2 separate regions of the Mus musculus genome follow, and region 1 is linked to region 2. A link is a loop called in an ENCODE intact Hi-C map of the cell type or tissue named here. Cell type or tissue: left cerebral cortex. All regions are shown on one strand. Links, peaks and the distances in the headings refer to the core of each region. The heading gives the core; the rest is flanking DNA.

Region 1 (5,382 bases), core at 277-5,276, 85 kb after region 2:
GGATCGATGGATGGGTGGGTGGGTGCATGGATGGATAGATTACTGTAACTGTGAGCCAGGGAGGCAGGAAGGCCAAGCTGCGGAACAACATGGACTGGATGTCGGCTCAGCTCCATGTGCCCATGAGTCTGGCCCTGTCCTACACTGCCAACTTGAATACTGTGTTCGGTGGCCCTGTGGACACAACCAGAGAAGGTGGAAAGAATTCCAAAGCCTCGAGTCAAGAAAGCGTTGACTGTGTAGATGGAAAACAGGACTCAGAAAGAGAAACCTCTTTCATGCCTATTATCTGTAACCAATCAAAACAAATATGCAAGCTTCTCCTGGAAGCTCCCGGGAGGAAAGGGAACACTTCTCTGTCTCAGCTGGGCATGCTAAGTGGAAACTATCTTACCCATTACCATCACTTCAAAAGGTGCCAGTGTATAATGCTTTGACTTTATTTAGATATTAGCCATTATGAATAATATACCAATTAAAAGGCTTTTCCTACATTTGCTCCACTCAGAACTTTATTTTACCATGAGACCTGAAAAAACAAATTTTTCTTTTCTCTTTATAAAATTCAAAGCAAAAGTTCTACCCTGGGGGGAAAGCTTCAGACCCATACGCAGGATCAGACTGGCTAAAAACACATCTATGAAACAGTGCTCACACAGGACACACCCTGTATACCACACTCTCATCTTAACCTCCTCATCCTCTTGGTCAACAGAAACCAGTGTGAACTGAGCTGGTCTGAATGGAAAGCTTGGTTGAAAGAATGGCTTTGAGGGAAACCACCGGAGGGAAGAGCTAGGAAACGAAAGGCCCAGTGTGTTCGGAGGCATTTGGGAAAGTGATAGGAAGGTGGAGTTCTACTGTGGTCATGGATATTACACTGGGGCTTTGGATTTTATTTTGAGCAGCTACCTCCCCAAAACAAGCAGTGTTGTGACAGTACTGTCTCTGACAATAGAAGAAGGTAGGGGCTAATATTGGAGAAATAATGGGTCAACTAAAAATGGGAGAAAGGTCTGTATGGTGTCACACATCTGTAATGTCAGTACTCAGGGGACAGGAGGAGGAAGTTCACCACACGATTGATGTCCGTCTGGTCTACAAGGAGAGTTTGAGGCCAGTCAGGAGTACAAAGATCCTGTCTCAAAAATGAAAACAAAACCATAGAGAAGTACAAAGGCAAGGCTAAAAGAGAAGTTTCAAATCTAGTTAACTGTAGCACAGAGGAGAGGTGAAGTCTTTCTGAACTCAGGACCAAGAATAGGAACAAAAGATATGAAAGAGTCGCAGCACAATCAATGGGATGAGGGCCATCGTTTGGATGGGATATTCTAAATTCTCACCTACGTTTCCCTCTCCACTCCCCAAAGTGGGATCCAAAATAAAAGTTTGTTTGCAAGTAATTTGTGAAGAACAAAATAAGCGATGAGGACAGTGGGGGGCGGGGCGGGGGAGGGGAGAAAGAATGGAGAACCCATACCAAGATGACATTAGTATCAAGTTAGCCACTTCAGGTCACCATTGCTCAGCACCTATTTGAGGCCTTCCCAGGCGCCCCATACCCCATTTTATGGTATTTCCCCGGTGTCAGTTCACCAGACATGGGAAGCTGTGCATGACAAACAGGCTTCTGGCTCACAGGATATCCAAGCCAGCATCAGAGAAATCCACGGACAAGAATTGAGAGGTACCTGATGTAAAATATATGGTGCCTTTTAATACAAGTGAACTAAACTAGAAATTGCCTGCTTAGGTCTTGTCAGCCCAACAGCAGCTAGAGTAGGAGGTGAGACCGGAGAATTCACAGTGGTGGCTAGTACTGTAGGAAAGAAAAGAAGACAGCTATTGCTGTTCCTGGTGAGGCCATTTATCAATTCATAAGCAATTTGGAAGTGTTGAACTCTACTGCAGTTCATGTTGGGAATTCGAAGCCCTTTGTGGGATGCTAGGAGCCCCGCTGTTCTGACCTCTCCTGCTTTCTCTACCTTATTTAACTTTGTTAAAGCATCTCCCACTGCACACCCTTTACATGTTTATATCTGTTATTCTTTCTGAAGCCTGGAATGTTTTCCCTTAGAAACCTCTGGGCCTGATCCCTCATGTCCTCCAGATCTCCATTTAAATGTCAATGAAAGTCCTTCTCTTATTACATGATCTCACAGAGATTCCCACCACAATTCTCTTTCTTTCCTGCTTCATTCTCCAGAACACATCTCCACTTGACATGGATTTATTTGCGACTTGACTCCTCCCTAACCTCCCATTGAGTACAAGCATGAGCACACGCCTATCAAGAAAAGAAATTAAAGCCGCTGAGTTAGTTTTATGCACTATTCACACTGTTCTGGTAAGAACGAGATGCATAGGCAGTCACACATTATTAAATATGAATTGTATAATCTCAGTGATTCTGCATGCAATTAAAATGTTCATACTTTGCATTGTGAACTAGCATTGCATAATCTAGAAATGAGTGGTTCAATTCCTGCTAATGGCTTAAAATTGAATTTAATGATTTCATTTTTCTTTATTAAATAGCAAATAAAAATCTGTGACAAGTTGAGAGTCTGGGAAAGAAAGGAAAATGCTTCATGTTAACTTCCTCTGACAGTGCTTCCCTTGCAGTTTTTATTGAGCACAGGCCCCTACACAATATGTGGCCTCTTTTGCTGGTAAAGGCAGCAAATTAATCCCAGACATGAATCCTATCTAATGATAGACACGGTGTTATCATTTTATTTGGAATGCAGCTGGGGGGTGGGAGCGGGGACACAAACACAGGAGAGACCTAGAATCTGCCTAGAGATCCTGGCTGTTAGAGTTCTGATGTGGTCGTACTGCCATCCTGTGTCCAAAATGGCTCACAGCACTAAACTCCTGAAGGAGTCTCACAGGCATGTAAGCAAGAGGCAGCCTCCGGGATCACTGCCGCCATGCTAGTTAACCAATAGAATTATTATTTGGTGGGGTTTAAACAAAGGCAGATACATAACAAGAACAGTAGTTTCATCTATATACACCATTTTCAAGCTGAGAGCAGAAAAGAAGGGGAGAAGGAAAGAGGGGAGAGGGAGAGAGGGGGAGAGAGAGAGAGGGGGAGAGAGGGAGAGAGGGAGGGGGGAAAACTGTTGCATGCACCTTTCTGTTATCCTCTACGTGTTCTCCAATCCCACTTTCTTCCTGTTTGGAGTTTGTTCCTCTGTCCAAGAACTCTAGTTCTTATGAATGCAGACACACCCAGCTCTAGTGTGAAAGGCCATAGAAAAAGTCAGCCCTGCGAAGCTCTACAAGGGCAGATGGGGAACAGGAGAGCCAAGGATGCTGGTGACTTATCATGGTCACAGACATGGATTAAGAACAAACCACATAGACACTCTTAATTGGGACTAAGAGGCTGGTGCCAAGTTAGTTCCATTACTTCCTCGTTACAAAATTTAAAAAGGAAACAGTTCTTTAGTCCTCCCTAATCAGAGATAGTAAGGAAACCATCCATCCTGTACTGGAGTAAGTTATAAACCATAGAGACAGCAGAATGGACACAGCAGAGGAGCCAGAGAATGAAGACAAAAGAGAGGGTGGATAACTCTGCACTATAATAAATGTGAAGGAAGCAAACATTTGTTAAATTTAATCTCTTGATGCTTTGGGCATGGCACTGAAAGCCTTGTCCCTGGGGATAAACAAAGGATACTGATTGGTACCAGGAATGACCGTTTCCTTCACCACTGAAAAACACACTTTAAAAACATGGCGATGGGTGTGTGCTGGAGAGATGGCTCCAGAGGCCCAGGTTCGATTCCCAGCACTTACTATCCGTAATTCCAGTCCCTGGGTACCTGATTTGCTCTTCTGGCCTCCATGGGCACCAGGCACACAAGGTAGTGTGCACATAGACATAAATACAGGCAAAACACTCACACACAGAAAATACAAAATCAAATAATTAAAATATGTTATGTGGAAATGATAGTCATTAGATGATGAAAACCAGTTGTTTATAAATTAACCTCTGTATACACGTAAGTATTAAAGTAATATATGTAAATTATAGGGGATGTGGAAATTTTTAAATCATAAGATTGCCAGAAATATGCATGTGTGTGTGTGTGTGTGTGTGTGTGTGTGTGTGTGTGTGTGTGTGTGTGTATTTGAAGCCCATTAGACTTTTTAGGGGGAAGAGACTTTTGAGACAAGCTTTCTCTAAGCCTTGGCGGTCCTGGACTTGCTTTGTAAACCAGGTTGGCCATGAACTCAGAGTCTCAGCCTTTGCCTCCCCAGTACTGGGATTAAAGGCTTGCACCCCACACCCAGCCCTAGACTTTTTTTTAACAGATTTTTTTTCATTTTTTTCTTAGTTATTCACTTTATATCCATCTCACTTCCCCCCTCCCAGTGAGCCCCTCCCACAATACTTCCCCACTCCATCTCCTGTGAATGGGAGGTATCTCCTTGGGTACCTCCCCACCCTGGCACTTCAAGTCTCTTCGAGGCTAGGCCCTTCCTCTCCCACTGAGACCAGACAAGACAGCCCAGCTAGAAGAACATGTCCCACAAACAGGCAACAGTTTTTAAGATAGCCTCCCTCCAGATGTTCGGGACCCATATGAAGACCAAACTGTATATCTGCTACATATGTGTGGGAAAGCCTAGGTCCAGCCCTTGTATGCTCTTTGGTTGGTGGTTCAGTCTTTGAGAGCCCCAAGGGTCCAGGTGAGTTGACTCTGTTAGTCTTCCTGTGGAGCTCCTATTCCCCTAGGGGCTGCAACCCTTCCTCCCATTCTATAAGAGTTCCCTAGCTCCATCCACTGTTTGGCTGTGGGTGTCTGTATCTATCTGTCTGAGGTGGCTGCTGGGTGGAGCCTCTCAGAGTGCAGTCATGCTAGACTTCTCTCTACAAGGATAGCAGAGTATCATTAGTAGTGTCAGGGACTGATGTTTGTCTATTTGATTCCCAGAGTGGCTGTATAACTTTGCACTCCCACCAGCAACCCTTGCTCCACCTCCTCCCAGCACACACATTCACCTGAGGTTTTGATCTTAGTCATCCTAGACTTTTTTTTTTAAGAGTGTGTCTTTCTATGTAGCCAAGACTGACCTCACACTCATGATGATCCTCCTGCCTCAGCTTCTTAAGTGCTAGGAAGCAAGTATGAACTATTACACTCAACAAGCAACAGATTTTAAAACATTTTTATTATACTTATTCATTCTGTGGGGTGGGGTTGGAGTTCATGCATTCCACAGCGTACCTCTGTCAGGGGACACGTTGAAGAACCAGGTCCTCTCCTTCCACCGAGTGGGTCCTGAGGATCAAACTCAGGTCAGCGGACTTGGTGGGAAGTGCTTTTACCTGCTGAACAGTCCAGCCAGCCCCCACTGTCC
Region 2 (5,382 bases), core at 206-5,205:
TAAGAGTTCTCACTGTCTGCATCTGAGACAGTCAGAGATAAAAGTCATCTTTATATTTAATCTTCTCTGCTAATAAAGAGCTTTCCCAACTCTTTCTCCTGGGGTGCTAATATTCTCACCCTTATTTCTTTGGCATGGCAATGCTAATGACATCGTGGGATGCCATCAGGGAGGACAAAGTATTGGGGTAATCTGCCCACTGGCTCTACCTCTCCAAAGCAGAAGCCAGCCCTCTTTTGTGTGTCCACACATCTCAAAAGTAAAGGAATAGATGAAATAACTGCCTATCCTCAGACCTCAAATGGAACTCTGTACCTAGCTAAGCACAAACATCATCTACTCTGGAAGACACTGAATAACCAGATTCGATTTTTTTTAAATTTTTGTATTTCCCAGTAGATGTTTTATTGGCTATTTAACTCTCTATGAACATCTGCTCCAAAAGAGAGCAGAGGGAAAATGGGCCCTTAATGTCTGGCTGTACCAGCAGAATTACAGGGACCACTGGTACATCCTCTTAATGAGAGCCTGGGATCCAAATCCATCAACTGTCCTTCTACTGCAGTTATATGAAATCCAGGCTCAGAGAAGATTCTGCAGAGCTTAGGTATGGAATAAAAGCCACCTCAGGCAGTCCTATCTCTTCACCCATCCCTGCTGGGCCAGACCCTTCCCAATACAACACAGTGTCCCTGTCCCTTGAATGGCTCCTTGAAAATGGGAAGCTTCCATAAATGCCCTGACCAGCCCATCAAGAGGGATATTATCCCCCCACAACCCCACCTTCCTGATTCTCTGAGATCATACCAAGCCAGAACTCCTTCATGGGGTCCCCAAAACCTTCTACATAACTCCGCCAACGCTTGAAGAAATCCAGCTGCCCAGTGTTCCGTCTCTGGAAGACCTGAAAAAGGAAATGAGTGCTTTGCTCTGCCATTGTACAGATACTATTGAGGGGCAGAGAAATGGTAGTTGTGTTTTCCAGGTGGCCCTGGGAGGCAAGGGGACACTATGGACCTGCACATAAACTGACCCTGCAATAATACATCTTAATTCTTTAAAAGCAATTTTTATTTATATCTCAGTATATTGAGTATACTGTCTATTACATTAATAAGAATTTTAGGTAAAATATATATTCCAGGTATGAAAATGTATAGTACCTAACAGGGAACACTTCCACCCTTAAGAAATTTTAATCCTAGAGCACAGAAAAACTTGGGAAAGCTGGTGATAAATTGCTAGTTGTTGGTTGTGTATGATAGAAGATTCCAGATCTTTACTGTCTGTGGCATATAACTGTCAACCATTCCAACTCATTTGGAGCATGACCTCTATATATGCTGTCTTTTATCTTCCACTTAAACAATTTGAAAGGAGGAATTATTTTTATTCTCAAGAATCCTAACAGAGCAAGTATTTAGTATTTGTGGAACAGCAGGAGCATCTCCTGTATAAGTAGAAAACACACAAGGTGATGGCCAAAATGAATAAAGCTGAAATGGTTCCTGTCTGAATGGAGCAAACATTCCAGTAAATAAGATAGACATGAGTTAAGTAATCCAACAAAGAAAAATTCAGTTAAACCAACAATAAGAGCTATGAAGAAAGATACAGTGGGACTGCACCTAAGCAAGAGCCAACAGGACTCTCCTGGGAAAATATCAGAAGCTTGCAGGGTTAGCAGGAGCATCAAGAAGAGAAAGGAAGGCTGCTAACCCTGATTCTGGGTGCTCGTCACGAAGGACTAGGAGAGGAGGCTGGAAAACAGGCAAAGGTCAGCCCTGGTGGGATTCAGTTTGGTTGAAGATGTTGGTCCATTGTAAAAAGCAATGGTAAGTTTGGAAGACTAAACAGGAAACAGAGTTTTCCCCAGATCCTTCTAGCTACAGTGTAGAGAATGCCTGTCCAGTGGCAGGAGTGGAAGACATGGTAACCAGTTTGAAGACCACTGTACTGTGCTGTTCACAGTGGATGGTGAGTTAGACAAGAAACTACCCTGAAGATAGACAGATGTCGGCAGAAGGAAACTTGACAGTCATGGTGACAAAGTGGGTCAACACTAAGAGTTCACATACACATGAGTTGATCGGTTGTTGGAATTCCAGTCCATGTTTTTAGGACTTGAGAAACTACCCCACCCCACCAGGGCTGTCCTGTTCTATAGAAGTTTTGATTGCAGCACTGGATAATTATTTACTCAGCTGTTCTTGCAGAAGGAAGATTCTGAGAGGGACATCTTTTGCAACTGTATCAAGCTCACTTGGGGACACTGTGTAAGTTGGGAGTTTGTTTGTTCTCCTTTCCTTTTAGCTGTGCTGGGAATCAAATGTAGGGTCTTGTGCATGCCAAGCAAGTACTCTACCACTGATTAACATCCCTGGTCCAGTATTAATTCTTTCTGAGGTTTCCTGGTGAAGCAGGGTTTCATGTAACCAGCAGAGGGGGGTAGGGTGCTGATGAGAGACCTAGGCTTGCTCTCTAAGTTGGAAGTGTATCTGGGAGAAATGGCAGGAGTTCACCAAGTCCTACTTCACTCTCCTTGTCCCAAGAACACAGGACGGTTTTCAACTTCTTTTGCAGGTAAGTAAAAAGCATGTGACTATTCCTAAGCTAAAGGCAGGAGGACCAGAGTAGGTGGGGTTCTCCACACTGTCTTCCATTGGCATGCACATTGGTAAATGCTACATGCTGCGATGGCCTAGCCACAAATCGGAAGCAACCTGAACTGCTGAGACAGCACTCAGAAGTGACTGCATGTGTATTCTTAGAGCATGGGAGTGGGAGAGTGGCTTGTCACTGTCATTGCTGTGGAATCATGCTGTCCTAATGAACACAAGGATCCAGTGAGATTCAAAGTGAAAGTACGGGGGTCGGAGGAAGGAAAGATGCTGCCATATACAAAGAAAGTCAGAACTGAAATCAATCCTTGGAGACCTCCAATACGCTCATAGGCATGGATGATCTCGTTAGGGAGAGAAGAAGCAGCTAGGGACAGAGAAAGGAAACTAAAAAACATTGTGTAATAACCGAGAAATAATGGTCAGTAGTCCCCAGTACTGATGAGGGGTGAAGGGATGTAAGATCAAAACTCCCTGGGATTTAGTGACATGAAAATCCCCAATTACTTCAGCAAGGGCTGGGTTAGAGAGAGGCAGGAAGCAGGCTGGGCTGGGCTGAGGAGTAAGAAAAATGAGAACTAGAGATTTGGTTCTGTTTCAGAAAGATGAGCTGCTTTGTATACGAAAAGATCTCTACTCGGGAAAAGAAGGCCACTTCCCCCTCAGAGTAAATCAGACTCCTTTATATGAGATAAACTCGAAAACTTTCCTAAACCCAAACACACCTGCACACAGTATTGAAAAGAGTAATGCTATTATTCCACTTGAACTTGAGACCAAACTAAAAGTCGTTGTGGCCCATTCAGTGATGATTAGCAACCACTTACCAAAGTCTAGAATTGTATGTCTACCTCTGTTTCCCCTGTACTGATCTAAAGGAAGAAGCCCCAACATGAAATTCTATTATCTATAGCCTTGAATTTGGTGAAGGAAACCTAATGGTTGTGGAATCTTTACATTTTTCTCTAAAAGTGACACGAGCTGAGGTCACACGTGGCCGCTCACCATTAACTCCCTTCAGCACCACTACAGCTCTGTGGCTGAGGAGGTGCTGAATAAAGACACCCATGGGAAGAGAATGTTCCAGGCTCCAAGTCAGCCACAGACACTTTCTGGCCTGGGGGATAGTGAGTCAGTCATTTTGGTTTCTGATCCCAGCCAGCTCACTGTAAAGCAGAGAGGAGTGGGGAAGAGAAGTCTGCCACAGCGTTTCTGGGAAGGCTAGATGGAACAGTACATGTCCTCCAAAAATGTCCCATAAATGGGCATAAACTGACAAGAAGAATTTAGGGAAAATCACAGCAAGTCATTGCACACAGAAGTAACACAGCTAATTAGCACGCTGTTCTTAGCTCCTTTTCTCCCTGTTGCCCACTTGTTAAAGCTTCCCCCGCTTGGATTGGGTGGGGTTTTTTTTTTTCCTGTTTGGTTGATTGGTTTTTTTTTTTCCTTCATTCTTCATTTATTTTGTGCTTAACATAGCAACCATTTACCGGACATCTAATGAATGTTGATTCTGAGGGAAAAAATAACAATGCCGTTTTACAGATGGCAAAGTCCAAGAAAATTAGCCATATCCACACAACCATTTGGTGGCTCAAACAAGGATGATACACAGTCCAGTGTTGGTCAGAAAGTTTGAGAGTCTAGCTCTCCCAGGTATATTTCCTCAGTAGTATTTCTGAACACTTGGGAGATTTGTTTCCTAGTAAGGAGCCTGTGTCAACCTGCTCTCGGATTTCTTCTTGTCTCACAGTGCAATCTAGGCTGGACATGGTGCTGACATTCCTTATGTGTCTATCCACTGTGTTAAGTAGCATCCTCAACCAAGGCTGGGATTGATTCTGAGCCTGCCTTTCTAATGAAATGTGCAATACCAATTTCTCTATCTCCAGTGAGCATGCTTGGGGCTTGGGGTTTTATTGTTTTGCTTAGTATTTTTAAAATGTCCCAGTATGTGCAGGCTGGTTTTGAACTCATACATAGCCAAGACCATCTTGAACTTCTAATCCCTGTGCCCCTGCCTCCCATGTGCTAACATTACAGTTGTGTAGCATCATGTCCAGTTTTCAGTGCTACCAGAGAACAATCTCAGTACTCTGAGTATGCTAGGCAAGCACTCTACCAACTGAGCTATGCCCACAGCCCAAGCTTCTCTGAACTGTCAGGTCAAAGTATAACTAGGCCCCATGACCTCAGAGCTTAGAGGAAGTCTTCAGTGAGGTCAGCAAGTCATACCATAGCAGAGTCTGGCACAAACAGATAACAATAAACTGTTATTATATCTTAATAATTGTTGATTTCCATTGTATTACGTCATATTTAAGTATACTGACCCACACAGATAATTTATACATCTTGATCAGATGGCTTTGATTGAGGCTTTTAATCAATTTTGAAAATTTAAATGCTCTACAATGAACTACTCAAAAAAATAGTAAAAGGAAATAAATCTATGTTGGGGTCTGTAATCCAGCACTGTCATCATCCTGGAGAAATTTCTCACTAAATCAGGAGGGGAAAATCAAACTTGCATTGAACTGTCTGTGGAAAGAGCCCCTGGTGCAGCCCTTACACTTCCAAGATGGAAAGATTTGAAACTTTTAAGTGTTCCCTGATGTTCTTTCCAGCCTCCTCCTGGCTGTCTGGGTAGCCTTGGGGGCAAAGTCCTTCTGCCTGTTCATCAAATTAGGTGCCTGCAGCCTGGACCAGAGAACAACTTTCATAAAAGGATTTTAAAAGCTTGATAGAAGCCTGGGTT

What was found. A loop is a pair of places that touch in the nucleus more often than their neighbours do. Peaks named below come from ENCODE experiments on the same cell type or tissue, not always from the same donor. Only the 100,000 strongest peaks of a DNase experiment are listed, where the experiment ranks them.
Region 1: a loop joins it to region 2, with 6 times the contacts of the local background. A loop is called at or near these places in 15 of 42 quality-filtered maps.

Annotation. Positions count from the first base shown.
Region 1 is chr1:160,181,870-160,187,251 of GRCm38, forward strand. No RefSeq gene overlaps it. Among named protein-coding and RNA genes, the nearest start is that of Mrps14, 11 kb to the right of the region's middle. In left cerebral cortex, for the core only: a CTCF peak has its summit at 2,847 (motif pointing left); DNase peaks (open chromatin) are centred at 1,787 and 2,831.
Region 2 is chr1:160,097,406-160,102,787 of GRCm38, forward strand. Tnn (tenascin N) reads right to left here. Exons shown (of 22, transcript NM_177839.3): 19 at 808-904. Among named protein-coding and RNA genes, the nearest start is that of 4930562F07Rik, 22 kb to the left of the region's middle. In left cerebral cortex, for the core only: a CTCF peak has its summit at 2,438 (motif pointing right); DNase peaks (open chromatin) are centred at 2,487 and 3,831; H3K27ac peaks cover 434 bases.